Regions from separate parts of the Mus musculus genome. Here all the other regions are linked to region 3. A link is a loop called in an ENCODE intact Hi-C map of the cell type or tissue named here. Cell type or tissue: gastrocnemius. All regions are shown on one strand. Region 1 overlaps Tmie (transmembrane inner ear). Region 2 has its middle 3.3 kb from the start of Ptpn23. Region 3 has its middle 16 kb from the start of Prss42. Region 4 has its middle 25 kb from the start of Gm35775. Region 5 holds the start of Mir8107 (microRNA 8107). Region 6 overlaps Klhl18 (kelch-like 18). Region 7 overlaps Pth1r (parathyroid hormone 1 receptor).

Region 1 (4,000 bases), 89 kb after region 3:
GGGAATTATGGCGACCCCCAGGGGAACTTGACTCACCCCTAGTCCTCATCCCTGAGGGAACTGGGGGTGGGGCAATGCTCCACTAACACCTGCCTGAGTCCAGGCAGCCTGGGAAGCAGAGAAGATAGCTCCCCCGCCATCACCCCCAGAAGCTATGCTATGGAAGGTGCCACGGCTGACCTGCATCCCTGGCCTGTCCCACTCTAGGGAATGCAGTTAGGGGTGGAGGAATGACCTCCACGTTTGACTCTGCGAGTTTCTGGTGTGGCCCCAGGCCCCTCCACCAGTCTCTGAGAGCAGGGCCTGGGAGAGGCTTCAGGTTCCTAGCTGTTACTCTGGGGGGTGGGGGTACCCCAGACGTGTTCCCTTCACTGCTCTGGGGCTCCTTAGGGCAACTGTCCCTCAACTCTGCCTCTTGATAACAAGAGTGGTCTCCCTCAGGATACCATGGCTCTGGCTACAGGCACACCTTTTTGGGGGGCAATCACTGAGCTGCCTCCTCTCTAGGTCTTAGCTGGGGATGCAACCAGCTAGTTCCCCAGATGTGGGAGGAGTGAGTATTCTCTCTAGAGAACACTTCGGGTGCCAGGAGACGCCTGTACGAATCAGACGTCTTGAGAGCCTCTCACATCTGGATGGCTTCTCTGTGACCATTCAGCAGTCTAGGCCATCTCTTGGGAAAACTGCCACCAGAACTCAAATGTCACTTTAGCCTCCATTTTGGGTACATTTTGGTGATGTCCCATAGGTTTTATCTGAGACCTGGCATAGAGGCCAACTTCCGCCTAGCTTCTGCCCATAACTGTCCCCTCTGGAGACACTTCCCAGCCAGCCTCCCTCTGGTCCACAGCTCAGAAGACCACTCCTCTATGGTCTGTTGTAAGTGGATGGCTATCTTTTCTCTTTGCTCCCCCTCCTTGCTCTTGCTCTGTGCCCTGGTATCCCACCTGGTCTGCTTTTCATTCAATTTGTCGTCACTGACCAACTCCACAATGGGAGAGGGGCGAGGGATCCATACCAATCCCATTACATCAGTAAGAGTCCAGACTGGAGGAGAGAAATGGACCCCTGCTTTGAAAAGTAGGTATGAATCATTTCTGGAAAATGGCAGTTGAAGAGGTAGGGCTCAGGGTCTGGAAGCCGCCTCTGCTCGGCGTCTGGGGAGCCTCTGGTGGAGGCTGGCCTTGCTGGGGCCCCTGGGTGTGGGCTCCCTGAATTGGCCAAAGTGCAAGAAAAGCATCAGGAAGCCAGCCATAGGAAAGATGACATGTCCTGGATTCAGTTGGAGTCCCCTATAATTAACATAATTGCCATGTGGCTGCTTCCCTGGGCCCAGCAGAAATCTTTGGGTCACCGCTGGCCCGTCAGCCCTCCACAGGGACTTTGTGTGACTGAGGAGGTGCCAGAGACCACGGTGGGCCTCTTGTGCGTGCTTAGCCTATTTGAACTGCCCAGAATTGCAGCTCTGAACCCAAGGCATACGGTAGGGGCCAGGGATGCTAGAAGGGCTGTGTTCCTCCTGTGGTGGGGTGGAGAGGGCAGGGCACAGCTACTCACTGATGGACAACACGAAGAGCGAAAAGATGCCCACCACGTGCCACAGGCGCATGTCCCAGAACACCACAGTCTCCTTGGTCAGTGGGGGCGGCTTGGGCTTTGGCGGTGCGGTGCTGGGCTGTGGGTCAAGAGAGAACAGAGTGAGCCAGGCCCAGGCTAGCAGGCTGGGATGGGGTCAGCAAAGACTCAGCCCACACATTTTAGAATCCCCAAAAGGTTTCAGACATTCACAACCAACACCCTAGACCTCAAAAAAAAATCCAAGATTCAGAATAAGAGCACTGATCAGAGTCCCAGACCGTGTCACCAGGGACTTGGACTCGAAGGGTGGTTGATGCTTGGGGAAACAAGGCTCAAAGAAGCAAGTGTGGACAGTCTGTCCTAGTCAGCGCGGATGGGGTCTCAGGACCAAGGCCAGAGACAAGGCAAGGCCTGTTTCATGAGCCAGGTGTGCTGCCTGGTAGACTGGTTTTGCTCTCGTCTCCCAATAGAGCCCTACGCCTGGACTACATGGGTAAGACTCTCCTCATGCAGGTGTCCACACACTGGCTCCTGCCTCATTCACTCATCATGCCACCTAGGCCTGCCAGGATAAGCCGAGAAAAATAGTAATGTAGCGCCACCAGGTGGCTATACCATGTAACTGCGGCTAAAAGAGACAAGCTCTGTGTGCTTTTAGGAGGCACAACGAAGCATCAGGTCTAAGGGGACAGGGTATTAAAAGATAGCAACCTGCCTTGCGTTTCTAGAAAGCAAAGGGAATAAATACATCACTGACCTGGGTGGTTTTGAGCTGTGGCTTTTCCCTGGGTGTGTTTGTTTTTTATAGATGCTGCGCTGGGGATTGAACCTGGGGTTTTGTGTGTGCTGGGCAAACACTCTACCAACTTAGTTTCATTCTCAGCCAGTCCTGAGTGTTTCAAGGTTATGTGACTCTGTCCTGGGTGTCTATGGGAATGTGGCCGTGCCTTATGGGAGAATATGAGAGAGGCTAGTTCTGACTAGAAATAGATATAATCCTGTCTCTGTCAGAAAGTTTGGCTAAGGGACAAGAAAAAGGGTGAGACCGGGCATTTGTGCAATAATATGTCATCTCCTAAATGATCAGTAAGGATGGGCTGGAAGCGTCCCTTGTGGCTATCTGAGAAAGCAAAGCCACCTGTTTCTCAACCTCTCTCCCGTTCCCACAGCCCCACTGCAGTCTATATACATAGATAGGCACCTTCCAGAAGCCAGGTACCTCCTCATCTAACAACCACCACCCATAGGGAGGGCGACCTATGCCAGGCAACCCAGACTCACTGAGACATAGACCGGTATGTGACGTCTAAGCTCTTTTCTGTTCACTAAGAGGGACTAGTGTGGGAACCTCTCTTCTTTACTCTGAACCTCAGGTTTTTTGTTTTGTTTTGTTTTGTTTTGTTTTGTTTTTCCCGAGACAGGGTTTCTCTGTGTAGCCCTGGCTGTCCTGGAACTCACTCTGTAAGACCAGGCTGGCCTCGAACTCAGAAATCTGCCTGCCTCTGCTTCCCGAGTGCTGGGATTAAAGGCGTGTACCACCGCGCCCGGCTTGAACCTCAGTTTTTCTTCCTGTAATTGGAGTAGGGTAGTGCCAGCTGCTTCTGGGGACCCTCCAATCTGACAGCAAAACTGGCGATAATGTATGACTAAATCAGCATTATCTCTTGGTGGATTGGGAAACCCCCGAGAGGGCAGAGAAGTGGGTGGATACATGGCATGTGTGGCCCTGTGGGCACACATATATGGGCAGAGGGCATATGTGTGGTTGGAGCAATGTATATGTGGTTAGGTTCCTGATTGCAGCATCAGAGTTGGGAGCCTGGCAGTGGCTGCTCCCCGTCTCACAGGCCTGGTGTTTTGGCCTGACTGACTGACTGACTGACTAACTGGAAGATCCTGACCAGGCTCTTGGTGGAGGGTGACGGGCAACCAGGCATCTTAAGGTAGGCCTCATAAAGGTAGAAATTCTGAAACTTGGAGGTCCTGTGTCCTTCAGAGGCACAGCCTGGTAGAGAGGTACCCACCCTGCAGAGCAGGACGGAGAGGAGACACGGATCCCAGCCCTGCCTGTACTTCCATGCTTCCTAGAAGAAAGGCCTTGCATGAGTGGTAGGCAGATGGCCTCCAAATGCGATTTCCTCTCCTATGCCGGGGAGAAGATGAACTCCTCCGAGCGGGGAGACTCCCTGCCTCAGAACTGACTAGCCTGTGGCTGCAGCCTTTGCTCTGTGCAGGGGCCTCAGGGCAGTTGGTGAGAGGCCCGAGCCTGCCCCTTGGGGCCCAAGCCAGCCTGGCTCCCCTTACAGGGGACCGATACGTGACTCAAGCAGCCTCTTCCACAGCACTGGTCAGTTGCAGAAGGGACACACTACACAGGGGTACAGGTATCTGTATCACGGGGTGTTGCCCTCAGACTCACCAG
Region 2 (4,000 bases), 370 kb before region 3:
CTGGCTTTGATTTTCAGCATCTACATGGCAGTTCCCAGCAGTCTATAACTCCAGTTCCAGACCTTTAGTCTTCTTCTGGGTTCTGTGGGCACTGCACACATGTGGTACACAGACATACATATGTGCCAAGCAAAACTCCTATACACATACAATAATTTTTAAAATGAAGTTTAGCCAGGCGGTGGTGGCGCATGCCTTTAATCCCAGCACTTGGGAGGCAGAGGCAGGTGGATTTCTGAGTTCGAGGCCAGCCTGGTCTACAGAGTGAGTTCCAGGACAGCCAGGGCTACACAGAGAAACCTTGTCTTTAAAAAAACAAAACAAAACACAAAAAAATGAAGTTTAAAGAGTATGTTAAGCTGGGGGGATGATTTGGAAGCTAAGGTGTTGCCACACAAACACGGGAACAATCTTGGGAATCAACCTAAAGATAGGAGGATTGAAAACTGGCTGGACAGAGTTGTACACCACGGCCTGTGTGTGCCCCCCCCCCAATTCATTATGCAGAGACACGATAAAGCTAATTTTTGAGAGTCGGAAGCCAGCTAGTGCAGCTGTCCGTTCTGTGTCTCTGCTTTCTGGATGCTCTGAGGCGAACTCGGCCATCAAGGTCCTCCCTACGATAACCCTTGAAGCTATGAGGCAAAATGCCTTTTAATTTTGAGGTATTTTTGTCACGGCAATTGATTTGAGAACAAAAGGAGTTGTTTGTGGGAAGAGTTTCATTATGAATTATAACCCTCTGAAGATGGATGGTGGGGGGAGGGGTGGTACAATAGCTAGTGTACCTAAAAGCTGTCGCCTTCAAATGGTTAAAATTGTAAGGATTACATTAGATATGCTTTACTGCAAGACTAAGGTGTGTGTGCGCGCGCACAAGATCTTTCACTAAGCTATCCGGGGGGGGGGGGGGGGTAGCACACTCATTTAATCACAGCATGTGAGAAGTGACCCCCAAGTGAGAAGGCAAGCCCCACCTAGACTATGTATTAAGTTCCAGGCCAGCTTGGGCTTCTTTAGAACCTGCCCCTATACCAACATTACAGACACCATTTCTGCAAAACTCAGGAACAACAGGTGAGTCCCAGCTGAGGGGAAGCCCTGCTGAGCAAAGAGAAGCAACAGCTTAGATCCCAAAAATGAGGCCAGGAAGGGATCAATGTGAGCTAGAACAGGGAGGGGGTAGGGGGTAGTAGGAAGTCTTGGTTTTTGTTTTTTGTTGTTTTGTGGGTTTTTTTTGTTTTTGTTTTTGTTTTTGTTGTTCTTTCTTTAATTTTTTTACTTTTCTTTCTTCTTCTTCTTCTTTCTTCTTCTTTCTTCTTCTTCTTCTTCTTCTTCTTCTTCTTTCTTCTTCTTCTTTCTTCTTCTTTCTTCTTCTTCTTCTTCTTCTTCTTCTTCTTCTTCTTCTTCCTTCTTCTTCTTCTTCTTCTTCTTCTTCTTCTTCTTCTTCTTCTTCTTCTTCTTCTTCTTCTTCTTTCTTTCTTCTTTCTTCTTCTTCTCCTCCTCCTCCTCCTCCTCCTCCTTCTTCTTCTTTTTCTTCTTTTTTGGAAGTCTTAATTCTTGTAGACAGACCATGTAACAAAGGGGCATTCCAGAGGGTGGCACTGCAGGGAAAGCTCTAGGATTCAGAACAGCCAAGTAGCCGCCTCTGCATCTTGAGCATCCTATCCCTATTGGCTGCCCTCCCCTGAGCCTCACTACTTATTTGGCAGTGCCAGAGCTTGAACCTAGTGTGTTGTGTGTTAGGCAAGCACTCTCACCACTGAGCCCCATCTCTAGCCCCCCTCTCCTCTGTAGAATGGATAAATTCCCAGTGGATTCATTCCCAGCCCCAAATGGTACTTCTCAAGTCAAATTACTGCAAACACAGATGTGAGTTCTGGGGTATCTATACAGTTGCTATAACAGAGTACAATAGACTAGATGAGCCAGCTAGCAGGAATTTAAGGCTGGGAACGAGGCCCAAGTGTAGCATACTTCCCTAGCAAACGTGAAGCCCTGAGCTCAACGCTCAGTTACAGTAATTGGTATGAAAGTGTCAGAGAGCAAAAGATCCATCATAGATGTCAAATGCTGATGCCGGTGGTGGGATGGGCCGGGGAAGGTGAAGGGGTAGAAGGGATGCCCCATCTCATCCTCCCCTCCCACTTACCCATTTCCCCAGCAAAGCAGGAAGTTAGAGGTAACATAGGCTCCCATGGTTCAAGGGAAGAGTCAGTCCCATCACCAGGGGGCAGCAAACACCACATTAAGCCAGGTCAGCTTGTCCTCTCAGGACCTTTCCTTCCAGTAAGCTGCATGGCCCCTTAAAGACACACTGAAAGCCTTCCTCCTGTTACCAATGTGGAAACTTGTGTCTGGGTTTTGGGAGTTGACCACCCAAACTGCCCCCAGCAAGTGAATGTAAGAGTCCAGGATGGAGGTGGGTCATTTATTCAGCCTACTTTACTTGCCCCCCCCCCCACACACACACACCAGGATCCCACAAAATGTTTTAGGTGCTGTTGAACGAAACAGGTGAACATCTCTGCCCTCAAGAAAGACGACATTTGCCGGGCAGTGGTGGCGCACACCTTTAATCCCAGAACTCGAGAGGCAGAGGCAGGCGGATTTCTGAGTTCGAGGCCAGCCTGGTCTACAAAGTGAGTTCCAGGACAGCCAGGGCTATACAGAGAAACCCTGTCTCAAAAAAAAAAAAAAAAAAAAAAAAGAAAGAAAGAAAGAAAGAAAGACGACATTTTAAAAAAATGAGCCCAAGATATGACACAAAGCAGAGACTCATCATTTGGAAGGCTGAGGTTTGAGGCCAGCTTGGGCTACTTAGGAAACCCTATCTCAAAAGAAACTGTTGTTAGGAGAAGAGGAAGAGAAAGAGGTGGAGGAAAAGGAAGGGAAACACAGAGAGAGAGGCACAGACACACACACACACAGAGAGAGAGAGAGAGAGAGAAAGAGAGAGAGAGAATATATACAATGTGGATAGAAACTTATGTGGACAGTCAAAAATATGTGAAAGATGACCCATCTCATCAGTAACCAGAGAAATGCAAACCAAACTACACTGAAAAGCCATTTCAGATTGGTGACTATGATCCAGTTAATAACAACAGTCCTTGTCAAGAATGAGTTACTTTGGGCTGGAGAGATGGCTCAGCAGTTAAGAGCACTGACTGCTCTCCTGAATTCAAATCCCAGCAACCACATAGTGGCTCACAACCATCAGTACAGCTACAGTGTACTCATATACATAAATAAATCTTTTTTTAAAAGAGTTACTTTCACTGTACAGCTAAATTAAACTTGTTTACGTTTGTTTGTTTGTTTGTTTGTTATGGCGACAATGTCTCTGTGTCGCTCTGGCTGTCCTAGAACTTGCTCTGTAGACCAAGCTGGCCTCAAACTCACAGAGATCCACCTGCTTCTGCCTCTCGAGAGCTGTAATCAAAAGGCATGCACCACCACCTCACAGATCAAATTGGCACAAGGATTCCTTGGCCCAGAATTCTCTTCCTACTTGTCTGTGAGCTCTGGAAATGTTCCAAACCACCCCAAACAGGAAGCTTTGTGTTTTCTCCCTGATGCCTCCCTTGGCTCAAAATCCTGAATCTTTACAGAGCAGGGAATGAGGCAGAGAAGAGGAAAGTGTTCTCCCAAAACATCCTAAGATTGTGAGAGCCCAGGCACAGGAGAAGAAAGGGGGCGGGGCGGGGTGAGGACAAAGTTAGACTGTCCTGACTCTCTTAGTCTCAGACTTGGCAAAGCAGAACAGGGGCCGGGGCTGGGGCCGGAGTCGGGGCTGGAGTTGGGGCAAGAGCTGGAGCAAGGCTGAGGCAGGGCCGGGGGCTAGGGCGGGGGCCAGGGCGGGGGCAGGAGCTAGGGCAGGATCTGGGGCAGGGACCGGGGCAGGGACCCGGGCAGGAGCCGGGGCAGGGACACCCACCTTGCATTGCTTCCTTTCCAAGCCATCATCCAGGTTCTTTTTTTTTTTTTTTTTTTTTTG
Region 3 (4,000 bases):
AAGGGTAAATTCTTGTAAGAAGAGTAGAGAGGACAATGCTGTTCTGGGGTTCTCCAGGATTCTCTCTTCACAGCCCCCCTGTCCCCCGCCCCCAGCTCCAACTGGGGCTCCAAGTTTTAATTTATCTTTTATTTTATTTTTATTATTGTTATCATTTTAAAAGATAGAGTCTCACTGTGTATCCTTGGCTGTCTTGGAACTCACTCTGTAGACCATGCTGGCCTTGAACTCAGAAATCTGCCTGCTTCTGCCTCCCAAGTGCTGGGATTAAAGGTGTGCGCCACCACCACCTGGCTCCACATTATTTTTTAAAATGTCTGGGCAGAGACTTGGAACTGCTAGGATATTCTCTCCATCATCTCCTCTCTCCTACATCCACTTTAATTAAAACCATTTTTTAAAACACATGTTAATTAAAAAGCAAACTTGTTTTGCTAAGTAATTTGGAAGTTCTGGTTATGCAAACCATAGCCATTCCTGATTTTTTTTTTGTTTTTTGTTTTTTTTTTTTAAAAATCCCTCATCCAACTTGTACCAGCGTCTTACGTACTCGAGACCCCTATGTGCACTGTGGCTGGTCACTCCTTTATAGTCTGTGTAGCCCATGGTGAGTCAGAGCAGGGTGGCCCGTGAGTGTCACATGTGGGGACCTGATGGACCAGTGTTGCTAGTGCACATGGAGAAGCTGGGGCCAGTGAGGACGGTGATGGTCAGTTGCGGGGTGAGGAGAGCCCTGGATGCTCACAGGCACCAGCCCAACCCCTCGCTCTCATCCCTCTGTCATGACTTCTGGTCATGAGATTCCTGGAGCCTGACAACCTTCATGTGCTGAGCAGCAACCTCCAGGACCCTCTGCAAGCAGCCCAGACCCCCTTAAGGTACAAGGCTCAGCAACTTTCAATTTAGTGGTTCCTGGTCCCCCGGCAGGGTTAGGGACCTCAGGCGATTACCATTTTGTACTCTGCCTGTTGGCGTCTCCAACTCAGACCCCTAGAACGGGAGTGTTTCCCTTTTGTGTGAGAGAATCCAATTGCAGGTGCGTCATTTCCACGATCCTAGCGTCATATTCTGAAACGCAGAATTTTGGGGGGTTACAGGAAGGCCAGAAGAAGCGGTGAATAAGATTATGTATGAGTCCTGACTGAATATGGAGGTAGGTCCTAGGTAGGCATTGTGGGACACCTCGACTGACCTGGACCTTTTGCCATTCATTCAGGGGCACAGGCTTAAGGCTGGTAATTGAATTAGATAATCTATCTTTTCTATGCTCCTGGCTGCTTTTTCCAATAAAACCAGGAGAAAGTGCTTCTGGGGAGGGGTGCAGCTTATCATATCACGCGCGCGTTGCTTCCTCGGTGAGACACATCCCAGTTTCACACCCCAATGACTCACGGTGGACAGCAGCGACACTTGCTGGTAACTGGCTCTCAAGGCTCTCAGTGTAACGGGGCGAGCGCTAGGGACACAACACTGCAGTTTCTCCCGCTCAACACCCACAGCCCGGGGCAGCCGCTGCAGCGCCGAGCTCCCTGGGCTCTCGGCGCTTCTGTGTGGAGTCCGCTTTGCAGCGGCTGGGAAACCGCAGGCGGGGCCGGCCGGGATGAGCTCACGCCGCCGCCCGCCAAGCAGCGCAGCCCTAACCAGCTCCAGATGCGGCGAGCGCGGGCCTCTGGCGCCCCCTGCAGGGCATCGTGCTCCTGGCCGGCTGTGGCCATGCAATCCGCACCGAGGGCCGGGTGGCATCTCCGCTTTTCATCTAGGCCGGTCGCCTGGCTGCCTTAGTTCCATCCGCTCCGGGTCACGACCCTTAGCTGCCCGGCTGAGTCTCTGGGTGCGGGTGACCGACCCCTCATGTTCACAGGCCGTCCGATCGGATCCTGCAGCTCTCCCCGCGCCTGGCGGTCCCGGTCCTGCCCTGGCCGCTCTTGCTCCTCTTGGCACAAACACCCGGGTTTCTACTGGGAAAGCAGCGGGGGCCTGACCACCGCCTGTTTTTAATAAGCAGCTGGTATTTCCCCGAAATCGCCGGCCCTGGCTGACCTCATGGGGATGACGGCTGGCTGCATGCCAGGGGTTGGGAGCCGGCTCCCGGGTGAGCTCCTGACGCCTGGCTTTTCAGAGACCTTGGCCAGGAGGCGGAGCTCTGGCTACTCATCTGGGCCCTGCTGCCCGCTCATCCAAAAATCTTGTTTGTGTCTGTGTGTAACCTGAGCCAGGAGCCCCTGTTCCTCCGTCTGGGCTCCGCGTTCAAATCCCGCTTTATGTGTGATCCTGGCAAATTGCTTTATCCTCTCGCCAACCACTCCCTCTGCAGCAGGATGGGACTTGTGGGGATTAGAGGGACCAAACGTGGAGAGAGTGGACCTCCAGAATATTCAAGCAGGCAGCAAGAGGGGACCAGAGACAGGCCTAGGAGCATGAGCAGGATGAGGGAGAGAGGAGGGACTTGGGTCGAGATTGTCATCTGCCTGTTAACAGGTAACGGCAACAGGGTGACCCAAATGACCAAGTGCTTAAGCAATGAAAGATCAGCATAAGATACTGTGGGACCCTAAAGGCTAGGGAGAAGGGAGGGCAGGCTTTCTGGAGGAGGGGCACTTAGGCAAGACGGAGAGCAGGGAGAGGAGGGCTGGGAAGAATTGTTAGTTTAGATGAAGGGTCCCCGTCAGGACCAAGGTATACTAGATAGAGATCCAGGGGGACTGTGAAACGCTGTGAGGAATAAGGGAGCGGATCCAGAAGCCTCTCCCGAGAGGGTGGACAAAGTGAGTGAGAGCCAGAACGGGACACCCGGCCAGTGAGGTGAGGAACGAATGGAACGCTGGGCCAGAGAAGGAGCAAAGAGACAGGGTGTGCAGGGCAGCAGGTGTTGGGACTACAGCAATGAGCAAAGCAGACGAGACAACACGCACTACATAGTTTATGGGTGGGTAGGGGACTTATGGTCAAAGGGCAGCTAGTCTACACAGGAGTTTAAGAATTTATAGTCCTTCTGGAGAGGTGGTTGTTGCTCTTCCGGAGGACATGAATTTGGTTCACAGCACCCAAATTGGGTGGCTCACCACCTCCTGTAATGCCAACTCCAGAGTCCTGGCCTCTGAGGGCACTACATGCACGCACACATACATATACACAAATTATATATGAGATAGACACATATATCAGATTGTGTGAAGGACTACAGGGAGAATTAGAGGGGCTAGGGGAATCGGGAGGGAAAGGGTGCGCTTGGACACCGTTTCACTCCTTTTGATATTTTGGGGGGTATGGAATCTTGCTATGGAGACCAGTCTGGGCCCTGAACTCACCATAACTGTTCTGCCTCCAGCCCCTGATCAATGAGATGTGAGCCTGTGCCATCAAGCCTGGCTATGTAAAGACAGGGTCTCCTTCTGTAACCCAGACTAGCCTTAAGGTCCACCTGCCTCAGCCTCCCTAGTATTGGGATGAGCCCCTCAAGGAACACAGATTTTGAGGGTGCCAGAGGAAGGACTCACATTAGAGGCTACATTAGAATGGACCTGACCCGACTGCCACTTAGCTGAAATGATTTAATAGAACATTTGTAATTAATTGAATGGTAGAGAACACTTCGATGTTATCCCCTTTGAAAAATTTCATTCTTTTTCTTAGCAGTCCTGGAGGCCAAACACAGCACAACACAACACAACACCACAGCTCAGATATTTTAAATATAATCAGAAAAATATTTTGGAGAGGATAGGGTTTCTTTTTTCCCCCTCCATTGTGTGTAACAACCAAACATTTTAGCCTGAATTTTGTTCCTTTGCCCACAAAGGCTAACATACTATCTGACCGTTTACAGAAGAAATTTGCAGATTATGGCTCAGGCCCAGAAGAGGAAACAAATTGCATGCATGACTGGGGTCAAAAGGTCAGTGCACAGGCCCAGAGGCAGGAGCTGGTGCTGAAGAGCTGTAAGAGTCAGGGGAACCCAGTCACAGGACACAGCCTTGGCTCTTAAAAGAGTTTGTGGTTC
Region 4 (4,000 bases), 65 kb before region 3:
TCCTGTCTTCAAAGGAAAAAAAAAAGATTCATAAAAGTGAAAAATTGTAGTGCTTTGCCAGGTATGTTTGGACATCCTTGGGAGTCTGAGGAAGGAGTTCAAAAACTGCCTGGGCTACACAGTGAGGCCTCATCTTAGGGGGAAAAGGGGATGTGTACCTGGTTGTTAGAGTGTTTGCTCAATGTGCACAAAGACCTGGATTCAGTCCCTGCCACTCACCACGTGAAGCAAGATGCAGGCAGATGACAGATGCAAGAGGATCCATTCATTGTCATCCCTAACTACATAGTGAGTACAAGGCTAATGTAAACTGTGTGAGATGGTGTCGCACAACAGGGAGGAGAGACACACAGGAAGATGCTCAGAGGGTAAAGTCACTTGCCACCAAACCTGATGACCCAAGTTCCCTTCCCAGAAGCCTTACTGTGGAGTTGGTCCTCCTACTCCTTGTCCTGACACCTGAGCTTGCAAGGGCATGGGGGTTAGGAGGCACATACACACAAATGGATCTCTTAAGGTCCAGTGCCCAACACATAACCTAGCCGTGGGTAGGCTGGAATTCATTAATTTCATGTATTTTGCCTGAGTGTATGTAACCAGATCTCTGCCTGGTGCCCATGGAGGCCAGAAGAGGGCATCAGATCCCCTGGAACTGTAGTTCCAGATGGTTGTGAGCAAAGGGAGCTACATAGCCAAGGAAACTGAACCAATAGCCCTAAAATGAATGTCTGTTTTATTCTCAGAGAAATAAGAGTAGCTATCCCTCTTGACACAACAAGAATTAGATGTAAGAACTGATTAGAAACCCTGAAAATCAGCTCAAAGTGGTGTTACACACCTGTAATCCCAGATCTTAGATTGAGGCAGGAAGTTGAGGCCAGCCTGTGCTATAGGGAGATTCTCTCAAAAGAGAACAGCCTAACCCCAGATGGAAAATAGGGACTAGCAGATCTCCGGTGAGCACAGGATTGGCAAAAAGCAGCAGAGACAGCTGGAGTAACCTCAGTGCAATGGAGACTCAGACACGTGTTCTCAGCTACACTGCTGTGCTGGGCGTGGGGATCAGGAAGGTTTGCACAGTGTGGTGGCAGACACTGAGACCATTTTGGAAAGGTGTGCGTATTTACTCTGACCCTTAGTGTCCTGGTGAATGGTTACATGTGCACACCAGGTGTGGGGCCAGGAATTTCATAGGATCACGATAGCTAATGTGCACACACCTAAAGCCATTAGGGATATGAGTTTCTTGTGTGTCTTCCACCAATTCCCTGCCTTACCTTTTCATGGTGCGTTCACCTCCGTCTCATCCTCCACACTCACTCTCACTTGTAGCCGGCCATTGATGTATCAGGGCTGCCACAAGCTGGAAGGGCATAAAAATCCTAGGGGGTTAGGGTGATTTAAGCCCAGCACCTAGCCCATTACTGAAAGGAAGGCAGCAAGCAATGCTTGCCCAGGGATGTGGGAGAGAGAAATGGCAAACTGGCATCTGTTGGAAGGATTGGTAATGTTGACTGCTGAGCAAGCCTGACAGAAGACAGAAGAACCAGGAATGGCATGAGAGTGTCACAATCCACAAACATCCAGATATATACAAAGGTACATTACAGGTTTAAGTGTGAGCAAGGGCTGGGAGATGGCTCAGGGGGTAAAAGTCCTTGCTGTGTAGCCCAGACATCCTGTGTTGGAGTCCAGAAAAACTGACTCCACAGAGTTGTCCCCTGACATCTATGCTTGTGAGCTCTCTCTCTCTCTCTCTCTCACACACACACACACACACACACACACACAAACACACGCTTTTAAATTATAAAAACAAAAGACCACCTTTCCAAGAAGCCCCTCAGCCAAGAAGAGAGCAAGGCTGAGACCACTTGTGTTAGGGCCCATAATTCCCTCTGTTCTTATATGGCCACTGGGTGGCAGCAGGAGACACAGACTGGTAGGCTAAAGCATCGTTCAGCACTGCCTGCTCTCTCTACAGCCTCCAACATAGCCTGAATCTCCACCACATGAAGACTCCTCCCTTTCCCATGGGCCCGTGTGCCCTGGTACATAGGCCTTCAGACATGATCCAGAGTGGGATTCAGGTGATCTGAACCCAGGACAATGGTGTGACCATGTCCTGGGGAGAGCTGGTCCCAGGCGGTCCCAGGGAGCCATCTGGGTAGAGTCTTCAAGTGTCCTAACCCAAGCACAAATTTAGTCCTGCCAGGCTTACGAGTCTTGTTCCTCTTTGAGCTGGGGAGTGGACTGCATGCATTGCATGCGTGGTGTGTGTGTGTGTGTGTGTGTGTGTGTGTGTGTGTGTGTGTGTGTGAGAGACCTAGAGATGTGGACCTCCTGCAAGCCTGACACAGGCAGAGGTAGCATCCTCTCTCTCTCTCCTTGCCCTGAACACCCTGCTTACTGTTAATCCGGTGAGGTATTGAGCTTGCCCACCAAAAGCCTCCGAGTCGGCAGAACTATGCAATGCACAGTGTGGAAAGACATGCTGGATCCCAGGCTATTTTGTCCTAGACTCAGATCTGGCCTTGGGCTCCTGCAGCTGTGGACCAGGCAGAGTATCCGAGCTGAGTTTCCTAGCCCGCCTGCCTCTTCCGTATGTATTTCTGGTTTTCTTTAAATGTTCCCATTACTCAGGCCTCCAGTGGGCACTGAGACAGAAATAAATCCCACAGGGCAGCCCAGCCAGAAGCCGGGAATCCGATTCTCCCTCAAAGGCCGGAAGAGGCCCCTGTTCAGAGCATGCCAGACCACAATGGCCCACACACTCCACATGGCTATGAATATGCCCCCCTTCACGCACACACACATGTACACGCATAGCCTTACATATACTCCCCACACATGCTGGCTTCATACATGTGCATACACAAGCATTGATGCGTATGCAAGCATTCAGATGTGCCTCAGACAGAGAAGTACATACATGTAGTTTTATGATGTGCACGTATGCACTCTCATGCACACACTCCCCAAAAGGCTAACATCTAGAAGTGACCACACACTCTGGGTCCCAAACCCAGTCACCCTCAAGGTAATGGTGGTCAAGAGGATCGAGGCAAAAGAGGCTAAGGAGGCTGAAGGAGGCTGGCCCTGTGCAGCTTAGGAGGAGAGTGGCCTCATGGGAATCCTGGTCTAAGGCTTCCAGAGCTTCTGAATTTTTAAGAGAAGCTGGAAAGCTGAATTTTTATGTGAAATATCCTGATTTTTAAATGTTGGCTCAAGATGTTGAAAATACTGGGAGAGCCAAACCAAACATGTCTAAGAGCCAAATTCCACCCACAGGCGGCATTCGCAGACCACGGGTACACACACACACACACACACACACACACACACACACACACACAGGTCACACGTACACAGATACATACAAACAAAAATAGACACTGACACACAGTCTCTCAGATGCACGAAAAGACCGATATGTGCAAAGACATACAGACATACAAACATGATATAAATATACACTGGCACACAGACAGACAGACACAGGTATACATGCCAACAGAACCACAAGCAGACACAAGCACAAGTAAATATACAAGTTCACACACACACACACAAATGCATGCACAGTGCACCCTTCTGTCTTAGTGATGTAGGTGATCTTACTGGGGCACGTAGTATATAGGAGCATGGCCTTTGGGGACAAGAACCACTGTGTGTGGCTGGAGAGATGGCTCAGTGTTTAAGAGCACTGACTGTTCCTCCAGAGGTCCTGAGTTCAATTCCCAGAAACCACATGGTGGCTCACAACCATCTGTAATGTGCCTGATGCCGTCTTCTGGTGTGTCTGAAGACAGCAACAGTGTACTCATATAAATAAATAAATCTTAAAAACAAAACAAAACAAAAACCAAAAAACAGAAAGCACTGGGTGAACCACACCAACATCACCCTTTGATTCACAAATGCGGTAGAGTCTGGGTCAAGTTGACTTGGAGGGACAAGTGCATCACGTGACTAGCAGCAGGATTCTGGGAAAGGGCCT
Region 5 (4,000 bases), 150 kb before region 3:
CGTGGCCCATCCAGCGGGGAGGGTGTGCCAGGCTGGCTGGCCGGAGTAACAGTCCCATTGCTGCTGCCGCCACCAGCGGTATTGCCCGAGCCAATGCTGGCCCGTTCCAAACCCAGGTCAAAGGGTGTACTGAACGGGGAGAGGGCCTGGTAGAAAGCATCCTGGTCAGGGCAAGGGGACTCTGAAGGCAGGAAGACGTCAGAAGAGTCAGCGGGCAACTCAGTGGGCGGCGGAGATAGGGCCAGCTCTGAAGAGATCGGCAGCTCTGGGAGGAAGCGTGGGGGACTACTGTCTGTGGCAGCCTCGAGGACATACAGCCGCGTCAGCACATCCTGCCAGCCAGCTTGTCGGGCCAGCAGCCGAACGACGTCTGGCTGTCCGTAGATGAGGTAAAAGAGCTGCCAAACCAGGGGACAACAAATAAGAGGTCATCTGACTGCTTCCCTAGATCCCCATCCCAAGGTCTTAACAGCAGGGACCTACAAAGGTGCCCCACCCCAGAAAGGCAAAAGGAGCTCCAGGGAGCAGAAGCCACCCTTTTATCTCCCACACGTTTTCTCTTACCTGACGGCAGATGTCTAGGCGGACACTGAGGTCAGCCTGGAGGGACAGCTGTACAACAGCCAACAAATCTGAGAGATTCAGGCAGTCTGGAGATACAACCTGAGGGACTGACACAGTAGAGGGGACTACCTCAATCCTGTCCCCATGTGAACACTCCCTCTTCCCACCAGCCCTATCCTGACAGATGCTACTGCTCCCTCTACTGCACCTGTCCTTTGTGTGTGTGTGTGTGTGTGTGTGTGTGTTTTATTTTTCTGTGTCGGGGATTAAATCCAAGGCCTTGTGCATGCTGGGCAGGCATTCTGATCTCCTCCGTCTGATCTGCCTCTTGGTCCCAGCCAGGTCATACCTGTCCCTACAAACAGCTTATAAAGGCCCTGGCAGAGCTGGGGAGAGATGCTCTCTTCCGACAAGCTAGCAACAAGACCCTGGAGACCACAGTCGTGCAGCCGTATCCTCTGGCGGTTCCGCTCGGGTAACCGCTCATTCTGCTGCAGTCTTCGCAAGATCTGTGTGAGGGAGACCAAGGGGCTGTCATCACAGAGGACTTAACATAGGAGGGGCCACTGCACGGGTGTGTGGCTCCAGAAGAGGCCTGTGAAAGTGGCTTTAAAGTTTCCTTAGCTTCTAGCCGGCGGCCTCAGTAAATGGGATTAAAAGGTCAGGAGGGGGCTGGGCATACCTTGCAGACCCTGTCGGTCAAAAGGGGCGTTGACTTTGGCCGCACCAGCAGTGCGAGCAGCACCTCAAGGTTCCCCAGCTCCAGCAGGAAGGCGGCCAAGGGGTCTTGCACTGGAGAACCCTGAAGCAGGGTTAGCAACAGCTCCAGGGTGCCCACCACCTGAGGATACATGGAATGTCACCCTAGGATGGGTTCCCCAGCTGGCCTAGACACCTCTCACCCAAGCCTCACCCTCCCCAACCTCCAGCCTACCTGGCCATCGTCACCGGTAGCTGCCAAAAAGTTCAATACAACCTGCATGTCTTCCACCGAGAAGTTCCTAACCAAGAACTCACGCACCAGACCCAAAAGGGAAGTCTGTACTGTACGCAGGTCGTCTGCCGCTAGGGGGCGCTCGCGCTGCGGGCTGGCAGGTCCGACAAGCATAGCCAGCGAGTAGGAGAGGTAAAATCGGGGTGGGGTGGGATGGGGAAACAGGCAGGTAAGCTGGGGCAGAACGTCATCCTGTCCCCAAACCAATCTCTGCTGAGCCGGACCTCCAACATCCGCCAGGGCCCGCCAGCCTAACCTGTAGTGCGTGCGCAGAGCATCGAGGAGGAACTGAACTCCGTACTTCTTCCGAAGTTTCTGTCTGTGCTCACGGACCATGCTAGACATGTACTGGATGTGACCTGGGTGGACATCAGCAGAAAGCTTCTTCACGCCCTCCAGGGCAGGGCTCTGCCCTCTATGTCCTCTCAGATTATAGAGGGAGGCTGTGGCTTCTCGCCCTGCCTGCCCTGTACCCAGGCCTCTTTCCCAAGCCCCTCACCTACCCAGGCGCACAGCGAAGTCACTGAGGGTCCAGAGGTGAAAGTTGAAGAGCAGGTGCTGATAGAGCAGGTAGAGGAGGGGCCCACCGCCATCAGCAGCCGCCTGCTCCATCAGCAGCTGGGCAGACATGAGCACATTCATATCCATGGCCGAACTGGGGACCTGAGGGAAACAGAGGGCTGAGATGTCAGGTTCTGTCTGCCTGCTGTCCCAGCCACTAGTTTCCAGTTTTCCCAGCGGCAGGCATGAAGAATCATCCCTGCTCACAGCTTTTCAGGGCCGCTGCCATCTCTGAAATACAACCTCCAGGCAGGCAGGGCTACGGCCCAACTTCTTCTGCTGCCATCACCTGAGCCACCTTCCTGCCTGTTCACTTAGGCCCCACCGTCCAGAAGGCCTCCCCTGTCTCTCTCTCCAACCGCGCACCATGCCTCACCTTGCGCAGGAGAGCCCCTATGATGGCAGGACCCTGGCACTGCACCAGGCTCTCCTGATTCACGGTGTGGTTCTGCAGGAAGTTCCGAAGCATCAGGAGAAAGGCAGCCACTGCGTTCCTCTCCATCCGGTCCTCTGCGGCCACCAGGAAGAGGGCAGAGGTTGGTCAAGGGTGTGCCAGAAGCCACTACCTCAAGCACAATCCCAAGCACCATACCAAGACTTTCTCCCCACCCCCACCCCGAGTCCAGGAGTGAAGGTCACTCACCTGAGGACTTGCCCAGGGGGAGAAGCAGGCCCTGAGTGTTGCGGCCTGAGGTCAGCTCAGGTCCTACGAGGTCGTGTGTTTCACACGGGCCGGCCTCGGCCTCCTGGGGCTGCACAGCCACTCGCTCCAGCAAGGGCAGCAGAACACCCATGCCCCCTACGCAGTTCACCACATCCTGGGACAGGGGGCCAGTGGTGAATGAGAGGACAGTTCCCAACCAGCGTCTCGCCTTAAGCCTGGACTCTCTCGAACTGGTCTCCCAAACCCTGCCAGGGCCCAGCACTGCTCCCGACACTCCCTGTGTACACTATACACATAGATGCACGTACCTTCACGTCCCATGTCTCCACCCTATGTCCTGTCAGACGGCCATCCAGCCCATGGCCAGGGGACAGGTCCAGACAGATATTGTTCTTACAGGCCTGGATCAAATGGAGAAGGGAGAGACAAATTGAAAGTGGGAGCCAGAGGACAGAGCCAGGAGGCACTGACGGTTCCCTAACCCATAAGTACCTGCGGTGAATAATGGAGGAGCAACTTGGTGCCAAACTCATGTAGTTCACCCTCAGGCTTGAAGGGTGCTGGCTCATTGGGCCCTGGAGAGAAAAGGCCAAACCTTTAGACCTTAGGTCTTCTGGCCAAACCCTCTCCATAGCTTGCCTCCTCCCCTGCCTGCCCAGAGGACAGGTTCCCAGGGGTGCCATCTTCCCTGGGTACCCCTGAGCACTTAGCAAATCTGATGCCCTGGAATCAGGACAATGGGGTAGAGGCAGGGGGATGACCGACAACAGATGCTACATACCCAGGCTACACAGGACCCTTAGGGCAGATGGTTGCAGGGCTTCATGGAAGATGGCTACAGCCCCCAGCTCACCCTCCAGAGATGTGGGGCTTCCCCACCGAGTGTCCTGGGTGCCTGCGAGGGTAGAGCTGACGCTGCCCTCCTGCAGAGGGGTCCCCAGTCCAGGCCCCCAGCCCAGGCCTGTGGAGGCTGGGACTGACTGGGAGCGGGTGAGGGAAGGGTGAGTGTGAGCCAAGGCTGTGGAGACTGATGACGCGGGAAGCCCTGTGGTGGTTGTCGTTGTGCGGTGCCCAGCAGAACCAATACAGCAGGAGGAGAAAGGCTGCAGGGTCAGGATTGGGAGAGCAGTCAGGTCCCGCCCAGCAAAGCCTGGGATTCCACCTATATCCAGCTCATGATGACTCCCCAAACTATGTACTTCAGAGCAGTACAGGCT
Region 6 (4,000 bases), 330 kb before region 3:
CACATGAGAAGACAGCGAGAACACACTGGGATGCCTTGTCACCAAGCCAGATGCTGCGCTTTCTGAGTATCCAGGGCACGAGTCCACCTCTTAGGCACTAGGAAGGCACCAAAGGCATGGAAGAGTCACCTTTATTCAGGGACCATTACACATTTTTTTAGGCAGAGGGAGGCTCCATGATCTAAGAGTTCAAAACCCTAGGAACAACAGCAGAACTCCATGCAAGCTGGCCCATGTCCTTCATGTCTCTCTTCTCTGCCTCCAGTCCCACAGTGGGCATGCTGGGATGTCCAATGTGTACCACTACATGGGGCTTTGTAGTGGGTTCTAGACTCAGTTCTTAGCAGCAGCAGAAACAAGAGGGACCCTGCCTCAACGATATGAAATGAGATTCCATACACCCCTGAAAGCTGTTCTCTGACCTCCATTCATTTGTGTGGCATGCATGCCCCTCTCCAAATAAATAAGTAACATCAACAAGCACACACCAGAAGATAAAATTAAAAGTAAAATTTAAAAGTAGCATTTTCAGACCAGTGAGATAGTAGATGAAGGAGCCTGTTGCAAAGCCTGACAAGAACCTCAGCTCAATCCCTGGGACCCACACAGTGGCTATCCTCTGATCTCCAGATGTACAACATAGCACGTGTGCACTCATGTAAACACACACATGCATGCACGGACACGAAACACACAGGCACACACACACACACACACACAGACACACACATGCATGGAACAAACAAAATGAATGTAGGCAAAAGCACTCAGCACAGTGCCTGGCATGAAGCTGGATGCTATTAAAGTTCCTATTATATTTGCTTTCTTACTCTCAAACAAACCGAGCAGGATTCTGCAGTCTTTGTGACAGAGTAGACTCTGAGGGATCCAATTACCCAGCTTTCCTGTTCCCCTCTAGAGTCTTGGTTGCCCTGGAACTCTCTATGTGGTCTAAGAAGTGGCCTCAAACTTGAGGCATGCTTTTGCTTCAGCCTCACGAGTGCTTCGATGACAGTCACAAGTGACAACATCTGGCTCCTCAGTGGGTTCTCTGAGGCCAAGGAAACAAAATCCCCGTGGAGCAGCCGAGACTAGACAGCAAGGAGCAGGGGGCTGAGCTGAGGAGAAGTGTCGCTTAAGAGACGTTAAGCTGGTGTAAGGCAATGAGGATAGCTGAGCTCCCACAGCGGGTGCCTCACTTGGGGCCCATCCACCCAACCGCACACACCGGGAGCTGAATGGAGCCCACAGATGATGGGGCAAGGGTGAGCTCGCGCCTTCTGCTCCCCTCCCCACTCTCTCCAAAGGTTAGGACCGCTGCATGTACTTTGGTCAGCTTGATATAACATGGAGCACTGGTCGTGCCTTCCTGAGTGAGCTGTGCTACTCCACCCCACAGGAAGGAGTACGGGAAGGCAACCTGCGAGGCCGCAGATGGGAATGGCAGAGAGTGGCCTCACAGGCGAGACACCCACTCAGGATAGAGGTAGGAAGGAAGCAGAGACCTGTGTCTTTCACTAGCTCCTTCCACAGCCGTCCGCTTCACTGACAGCTCAGTTTTGCACGTAAGGAGACTGTCAGGGTATCGTGCTGCGCTATTGCAGACCTATCTAAAACAGAAAAGGAACTGCTGGGCTTTGTTGTTGTTTGAGTGAGGGTCTATGTAGCCTGGAGGGAAACAGGAGAGCTGGGGAATTGGATCCCTCAGAATCTACTACATATGTACCTAGAGGTGATATGTAGACCAAGTTGGCCTCATCCAGCCCCACCTGCTCCTGGATGCTGGGACTAAGGATGTGTGCCACCTTGTCCAGCGGCTCAGCATCTAGAAGAGAAAATGCCTTATGACAGATAACGTCTGGTGTTGCAGCGATAACCTCAAAAGCCCCTAGGTGGCACTGTTGTCCTCTGATGAAAGTGTAAAGAATAGCAACTGGCAGCACCCATTGCATCTGCAAGTCATTATCCGTTTGTGTGTGTGTGTGTGTGTGTGTGTGTGTGTGTGTGCGCGTGCGCGAGTGTGTGTGTGTGCTTGTATCCCTCCAGCCTCCTCTAGAGAGTGTCCTAAGGCAGGGACAAGGCTGGTCCTGGAGCTGCAAGGTTTCCACCTGCAACACATGGCCTCAAGGTGAAACCATTTGCCCTGCAGCTAGCTGAGGTGCACCTCTACATTTGAGGCATCACTGCCACAGTTGTGTGTCAGTGTGCACATGACAGTGCTCAGTGATGCCCACGGGCATCAAATAGGTAGGATGTGGAGACCCTCCAGGGGCCACACACACTCTCAGTGGGCAGGACTGGTGGAGTGGGGTGGGAAGGGGAGGTCAGCTCTGAGAGGATGATGTTCTTGAGCACAGGGCTCAGGTGGAAGGCACGTTGATCATCAGGCTAAGCATGGAGACTGGACTTGGAAGAACATCAAATGCACACGGGAGCTCTTCTGCTTCTTCCATGCCTGTGTATGGCCCAGCCTAAAGCTCACCTCCAAATCTCTGGTGATTAAATGGCCTTTAGCTTATGACAGAGCACTGTCCCCTGAAGGGAAGGAAGAGCTTATCTGATCAGCTAAAAGATCACAGAAGAACCCAGGAAACCCCTTGCCAGGAAGCAGAAACAGTAGGAGTATAATCCGCGGTCATCACCCTAAACGACCTCACAACGACGGCCTCCAGTGGACAGACATAAAGGTGGGATCTGATTGAGCTGCGTATAAAAAGGGACTCATGTGGGTTAAGGATCTAAACAAACATGGAGATGGCTATGGAACAGTTCGAATAAATAAATAAACAAATAAATAAAAAAAGCAAACAGTGCCAAATAAATCAATGTTAGTTTGTTGAGAAGTTAGCTAAGTTATGAGCAATGCTAAATGGATACAACAGACTGTATTTAAATGTGCACACACACACACACACACAAAATGATAAAAGAAAAAGAAGTCATTATTTAAGAGGGTCTTGGGGAGCACAGAGGAGAGGGAGCCGGGGAGCACAGAGGAGAGGGAGCCGGGGAGCACAGAGGAGAGGGAGCTGGGGAGCACAGAGGAGAGGGAGCCGGGGAGCACAGAGGAGAGGGAGCCGGGGAGCACAGAGGAGAGGGAGCCGGGGAGCACAGAGGAGAGGGAGCCGGGGAGCACAGAGGAGAGGGAGCCGGGGAGCACAGAGGAGAGGGAGCCGGGGAGCACAGAGGAGAGGGAGCTGGGGAGCACAGAGGAGAGGGAGCTGGGGAGCACAGAGGAGAGGGATGGATGGAAATGATGTAAATACAGAACACATTAGAAATTCTCAAAAAAATAAATTTAAAACTAACAACAAAAAAGGGGGGATAAATTAGCTAAATGAACTGCTGGTCAGATTGAAAAGGGATGGTCACAAAGAGTCTATGCCATGCCACAACAGTGTATGTAAATGGCCAAACAGTTGGGTCCTGCACAGTGCTGATCCCAAGAAATGCCATCTTTACAGAGTAACTCCCAGCTCGTTGTTCAAAACACTGCAGACACACCATTAACTCAGCAAGGTGGCAGGGGTTTCAGGACAGAGCACGGCACCCACCACCTGCTTCGCTCACCTTTCTCGGAGGAACGTGCAGCAAGCATCTTTGATGCTCTGCAGCTGCAGGAAGCTTGCCCCCATCAGCAGGGACTGCACATTCTGCTGGTCGATAGCAAGGTTGCCATTATAAGCAAAGTTGATGAGAGCCTCCAGGGCACTAGAAGGAAGAGGAGAAGCACGAGAAGCTCTTCAGAGATGAGTCTTGGCCCACCGGTCACTCCGTCCTAACTGAACTGACATGACAATCTACGGTGGTCTGAATAAGAATGGCCCCAAAGGCTCAGCTATTTGAGTGCTTGGTCATCAGGGAGTGGCACTACTTGAGAGGGACTAGGAGGTGTGGCCTTGTTGGAGTAAGTGTGTCAATATCGATGGGCTTTGGGGTTTCAAACACTCAAGCCAGTCCCAGTGTCTCTCTCTTCCTGCTGCCTACATGTTCCTGTCAT
Region 7 (4,000 bases), 52 kb before region 3:
ACTCTGGCAGACAGGGACGCCCTGTGCCCAGAGAAAACACAGAGTCAGGTCCATAGCTAAGGCCCAGGGACATGAACACACTTGGGGTTTGATTCCCATGGGGGCAGTGTGCCCTGTGACTGGAAACATTAGGTTTGGGGCATTCTAGAAAGAATATGTTGAACCTTTACCCACATCCCCTTACTCCCTAAACCCAATGGCTTCAGAGAATTTACTGCAGTCTCCGTGATGGAAATACTGATACGATTCCCAACCTGGTCTGAAAAAGGTCAAGAGCAGTGGATGCCATGCTGAAGCTACACAAAGCAGGCCTTGGCCGCAAGGCCTCAGCCTGGCCTGCTCTCTGAGGAGACTTAAAAAAAAAAAAAAAAAAAAAAAAAGACATTGTTTCACTCTGTAGACAGACCAGGCTGGCCTTGAACTCACAAGGATCCACCTGTCCCCAGTTTGAAGAAGAACCATTTTCTCAGATTTCCCCTCAGCTTGAAGGCTCCCTACGTGACCCTTCCCTAGAGACCACAGAAGGAAGTCTGGTTCTCCGTGCCAGCTGAACTTCTAAAGCGCTGCTAACCTCACACAGGTGTCCCCTGCTCTCTGCATTTCCATTTCCTCTTGGGAAGTTGACGGATATCAACCTAGACTCCTTCTATCCAGGCCTGCCTGGAAGACCCACGACCGACCACTCAGTAGGTGTACCATCTTCTAAATCCGAGCGCTAATGTTGAATTTCAAAGGACAGTGACAGTCTCACTTTGGAGCCCTGACAGCCATGCTAAGTGACCTCAGAGGGTCCCCAGCCTCTAGATCATTGCATTCCACAGCAGCTTACAGCCCCCCCCCCCCTACTGCAGGGCTTTGACCACAGGACTCTCTAACCTCCCTGGAAGGCAGCCTTGAGGGCTGGATCCGCCCAGCTCGGTGAAAGGCTCTCTGTCCTGGGCGCCATATTCCCAGCCCCACCCGGCCAGGCCCACAATTCCCTCTGGTCCCTGGGGAGCCACAGGGTGACCACAGGCTCCCAGATGTGGCCCATCTGGAATCTGCTGCCCACCCTGCTGGCTCTAACTGGCCTTGTGGCCACAGCTTGGGCTCTGTGTTTGTCTCTCCTCACCTCCCCGAGGCAACCCTGTTTCCCTCTCTCCTCTTCTCTCCTTGTCCCACTGTCTGCCTCCACCCTTCTGAGGCTGCCCTCATCTCTTGCTGTGTCTATGGGTCTTCCCACTATGTGTCTTTCTGTACTTCCTTTGACATACCAGACTTCTGGGTTGAGCGTCTTGTTCCCTTCTCTGTCTCTCTACATCTCTCCCTGACTAGTCTCTCAGGACTCTGTCCTCTCTCTTTACCTCAGTGGATCACGGGTTTCCTGCAGCTCTGGGTCCTTCTCTGGGGAGTCAGTGCATCCGTTCTGCACACTTTCTTGTATGCCAAGGCCTCCCAACTCACCTGACTCCCCACCCCTATGCGTGATGCCTCCTGGCCTGCTTTTCTGGGAAGGGAGCTGTGGTCTCTGACTTTCTGTAGGAACTCACATTGGTGGAGACAGGTGGATCTGAGCCTGGTCAAATGACTGCCTAAGGAGGGGTAGGGCACAAGATGGACAGACATACCTCGGCGCCTGCTGCCGGTGGGCACATCCTTGTTCTCTTTAGACTCGGGGTAGAACTTTCCCGGTGCCTTCTCTTTCCTGGGCTTCCCTGACGTAGATGCTGGCGTCCACCCTTTGTCTGACTCCATTATGTTGGCTGGAGAAATGGGGGTGGTTCTAGCCATCGGCTGTGCTGTAACCACAGCCCTGGTTACTGCCCGGCCCCTCACCGGCTCCCCCTTTTTACAATGAGTTGATCCTATCAAGGATGCTGACACTCAGGCTGCTGGAAGATTAGGGAGGACAAGCAAGTGACCCGGGGGTGTTTGCTAGGTGGAGAAGCAACCAGGAAACAGATGTGGTTGGCAGAGGTTCAAAGGGGGTGACTGACATATGAGGTGGGGTCACCTGGGAAGTGGAAAGGATGGCAGGCCAGGAGGCAAAGCCTCGATGGAGGAAACAGCCCGCCAGAGGGCGCATGGCAGAAACTGGGAGAGGTGGATGGAGGTAAAGGTGATAACCAAGTCGGGCTAGCCTGCTGTGTGGGTGACACAGCCAGGAGTAAAGAGTGCATTGTGTTAGGAGTGGACACACGAGCCCACCTTCTCCACCCTCTGCCCGAAGATACTCGGGTCAGGGGCTTGCAGCTTCTACAAGAGCCCCTGAAGACACCACCTGAGCTGGGGCCTGACCTGTCCTCCTTGAAAAGACACTGGAGGCTTCTGTCCTTAGCCAGAAAGTCCTCACTATCTGACTTGTGTGACTTCAGCTGTAACCCAAGCTGGGGTACCTTGGGCACCCTCCTACGTTGGGGTCCGTGGGAAGCTGAGTCCAGGCAACCTGTACTGGGGTGACAATGACTGACAATGACTGACAATGGGGACTGGGGTGACAATGACTGACAGCATTCTCGCTCAGGGAGGGGTTCTGTGATAGATGAGGAGCCAGAGATGTACCCAAACTGTGGGTTCCACAACTAGGAAGAGGGCCCCATTTAGGATCATATGAGGTGTTCATCTGTCCCTACCCTCTGTGTGACAGGTGGGCCAGGATAGGTGGAGCTTGGTCTGCAGAGGAAGTTTTTACAAATGTGAACAAAGTCCTCTTGCTTCATAGAGAATCTGTCACCATTTGCTTGTGTCCTGGGTATGCTCTACTCCCAGCCCCCAGTAACCCGAGAGCCAGCTCCAGAGAGAAAGCTGCTCTGGAAGGACAGACAGTAAGCAAGGGTGATGAGATTGGCCAGACCTCAGAAGCCTGGATGAATGCCAATGTAGCCCATACCTGCTTCCAGGAAAGAGACTCACGGAAGGGGGCAGAGAGGAGACCCAAGATGGGAGATGCCCTCCTTACCCATGGCCAAGGTCCCTTAGAGATGCTGTGTGTGTGTGTGCGCGCACACACGCGCGGTCCAACGCCCTCTGTCCAGGCTATCGGCTGAGTGACACACACATCCCTGTCCCATCTAGTTCTAGGGATGCTGGTTCTATGCAGGAGCTTCCCATCCTTCCAGGCATGGCATGGCTAATCTTCTCTTTAAGGAAGTTGGCCCAGCCCACCCTGTTTGGACCAGCGCCCTCAGCAAAGTCCCTGGCTTGCCCAACCCCATCTAAATCCACTGGGACCCCGTGCTTTGTCTGCCTTCTCCATCTGCAAAGGGAGACCCACACATCTTTCAGCAAGTTTTCCAAAGGCTCTTGTCTCTCTCCCCCTCCCCAGCCCCCACATGGCCATGCCTGGGTCTGAGAGCTCCGGTGGGCAGACAGCACTTTCCCGAGTCCCGGAAGGTAAGGATCGCCTGAGCCTGTTGACTTCACCCTTGCCCGATCCATCTCTTTTAGGCCTTTACTCTGGCTGGGTCTCCCTTTCTTGAGCCCACCCAAGGTTAATGCCTCCAACTCCTTCACCCGATTGTCCCCCGCTTCCTAGACTCCCACCCTTTTCACATGCTGACCCCACCCCCACCTGCTGTGTGCAGAACTTCCTTGAGCAGCTTGTCACATTGCGCCTGGGCACGGTGCAGCAGGAAAATCTGTTCCTCTTTGGTAAAGACATCGTCTGCGTCCACCTGCCAAACCAAAGGTCAGACTGTAGGCAGCACTTCCAGGTGAGGCAGCTGGTTCCAAACTCATGCAACCTCCCCAGGGATTTCCCCCCTTTCGAAAAGTGATCCCTTCAGAGAGAATGTGGGGAGTCGGGGAGAGCATCTGCCTTCCAGAGCCTCCCTTTTAAAGTTTGAAGCCACGGTAACTCAATGGCTAGGACCTGCCCCCTTGCAGGGAGGAGAAAAGAATTGAAGCTGTCTTGTCTGTCTGTCCAGCAGTAACCCAGCATCCACTGGCATTCTTTGTCTAGTAACCCCCCCCCCAGGGGGGGGTGTATGGGAATGGTGGAATGTCCCAGGATGGAGCCTCA

Evidence for each region. Hi-C counts contacts between places; a loop is a spot of excess contacts. Peaks named below come from ENCODE experiments on the same cell type or tissue, not always from the same donor. Only the 100,000 strongest peaks of a DNase experiment are listed, where the experiment ranks them.
Region 1: it touches region 3 in a loop (9-fold over the local background); 22 of 42 quality-filtered maps call a loop at or near these places.
Region 2: it touches region 3 in a loop (12-fold over the local background); 16 of 42 quality-filtered maps call a loop at or near these places.
Region 4: it touches region 3 in a loop (7-fold over the local background); 27 of 42 quality-filtered maps call a loop at or near these places.
Region 5: it touches region 3 in a loop (2.9-fold over the local background); 15 of 42 quality-filtered maps call a loop at or near these places.
Region 6: it touches region 3 in a loop (7-fold over the local background); 5 of 42 quality-filtered maps call a loop at or near these places.
Region 7: it touches region 3 in a loop (5-fold over the local background); 27 of 42 quality-filtered maps call a loop at or near these places.

What each region holds. Positions count from the first base shown.
Region 1 is chr9:110,869,074-110,873,073 of GRCm38, forward strand. It overlaps Tmie (transmembrane inner ear), which reads right to left. Exons shown (of 6, transcript NM_146260.3): 4 at 1,558-1,675. Among named protein-coding and RNA genes, the nearest start is that of Tmie, 9.0 kb to the right of the region's middle. In gastrocnemius, a CTCF peak has its summit at 2,187 (motif pointing left); a DNase peak (open chromatin) is centred at 2,158.
Region 2 is chr9:110,409,473-110,413,472 of GRCm38, forward strand. No RefSeq gene overlaps it. Among named protein-coding and RNA genes, the nearest start is that of Ptpn23, 3.3 kb to the left of the region's middle. In gastrocnemius, a CTCF peak has its summit at 2,217 (motif pointing right); DNase peaks (open chromatin) are centred at 2,234 and 3,708; H3K27ac peaks cover 245 bases.
Region 3 is chr9:110,779,918-110,783,917 of GRCm38, forward strand. No RefSeq gene overlaps it. Among named protein-coding and RNA genes, the nearest start is that of Prss42, 16 kb to the right of the region's middle. In gastrocnemius, a CTCF peak has its summit at 1,670 (motif pointing left); DNase peaks (open chromatin) are centred at 1,684 and 2,047; H3K4me3 peaks cover 1,433 bases; H3K27ac peaks cover 1,421 bases.
Region 4 is chr9:110,714,992-110,718,991 of GRCm38, forward strand. No RefSeq gene overlaps it. Among named protein-coding and RNA genes, the nearest start is that of Gm35775, 25 kb to the right of the region's middle. In gastrocnemius, CTCF peaks have their summits at 630 (motif pointing right) and 1,922 (motif pointing right); DNase peaks (open chromatin) are centred at 625 and 1,939.
Region 5 is chr9:110,633,800-110,637,799 of GRCm38, forward strand. Nbeal2 (neurobeachin-like 2) reads right to left here. Exons shown (of 54, transcript NM_183276.2): 16 at 3,565-3,886; 17 at 3,276-3,358; 18 at 3,092-3,184; 19 at 2,763-2,937; 20 at 2,496-2,629; 21 at 2,062-2,221; 22 at 1,815-1,917; 23 at 1,499-1,652; 24 at 1,247-1,405; 25 at 914-1,073; 26 at 565-671; 27 at 1-398. Mir8107 (microRNA 8107) reads right to left here and starts at 2,316; the gene lies at 2,200-2,316. In gastrocnemius, a CTCF peak has its summit at 1,619 (motif pointing right); DNase peaks (open chromatin) are centred at 123, 1,334, 1,635 and 2,533.
Region 6 is chr9:110,447,150-110,451,149 of GRCm38, forward strand. It overlaps Klhl18 (kelch-like 18), which reads right to left. Exons shown (of 10, transcript NM_177771.5): 3 at 3,571-3,711. Among named protein-coding and RNA genes, the nearest start is that of Klhl18, 28 kb to the right of the region's middle. In gastrocnemius, a CTCF peak has its summit at 1,891 (motif pointing right); a DNase peak (open chromatin) is centred at 1,916.
Region 7 is chr9:110,727,988-110,731,987 of GRCm38, forward strand. It overlaps Pth1r (parathyroid hormone 1 receptor), which reads right to left. Exons shown (of 14, transcript NM_001083936.1): 2 at 3,551-3,653; 3 at 1,608-1,742; 4 at 1-21. Among named protein-coding and RNA genes, the nearest start is that of Gm35775, 12 kb to the right of the region's middle. In gastrocnemius, a CTCF peak has its summit at 2,049 (motif pointing right); DNase peaks (open chromatin) are centred at 2,048, 2,868 and 3,160.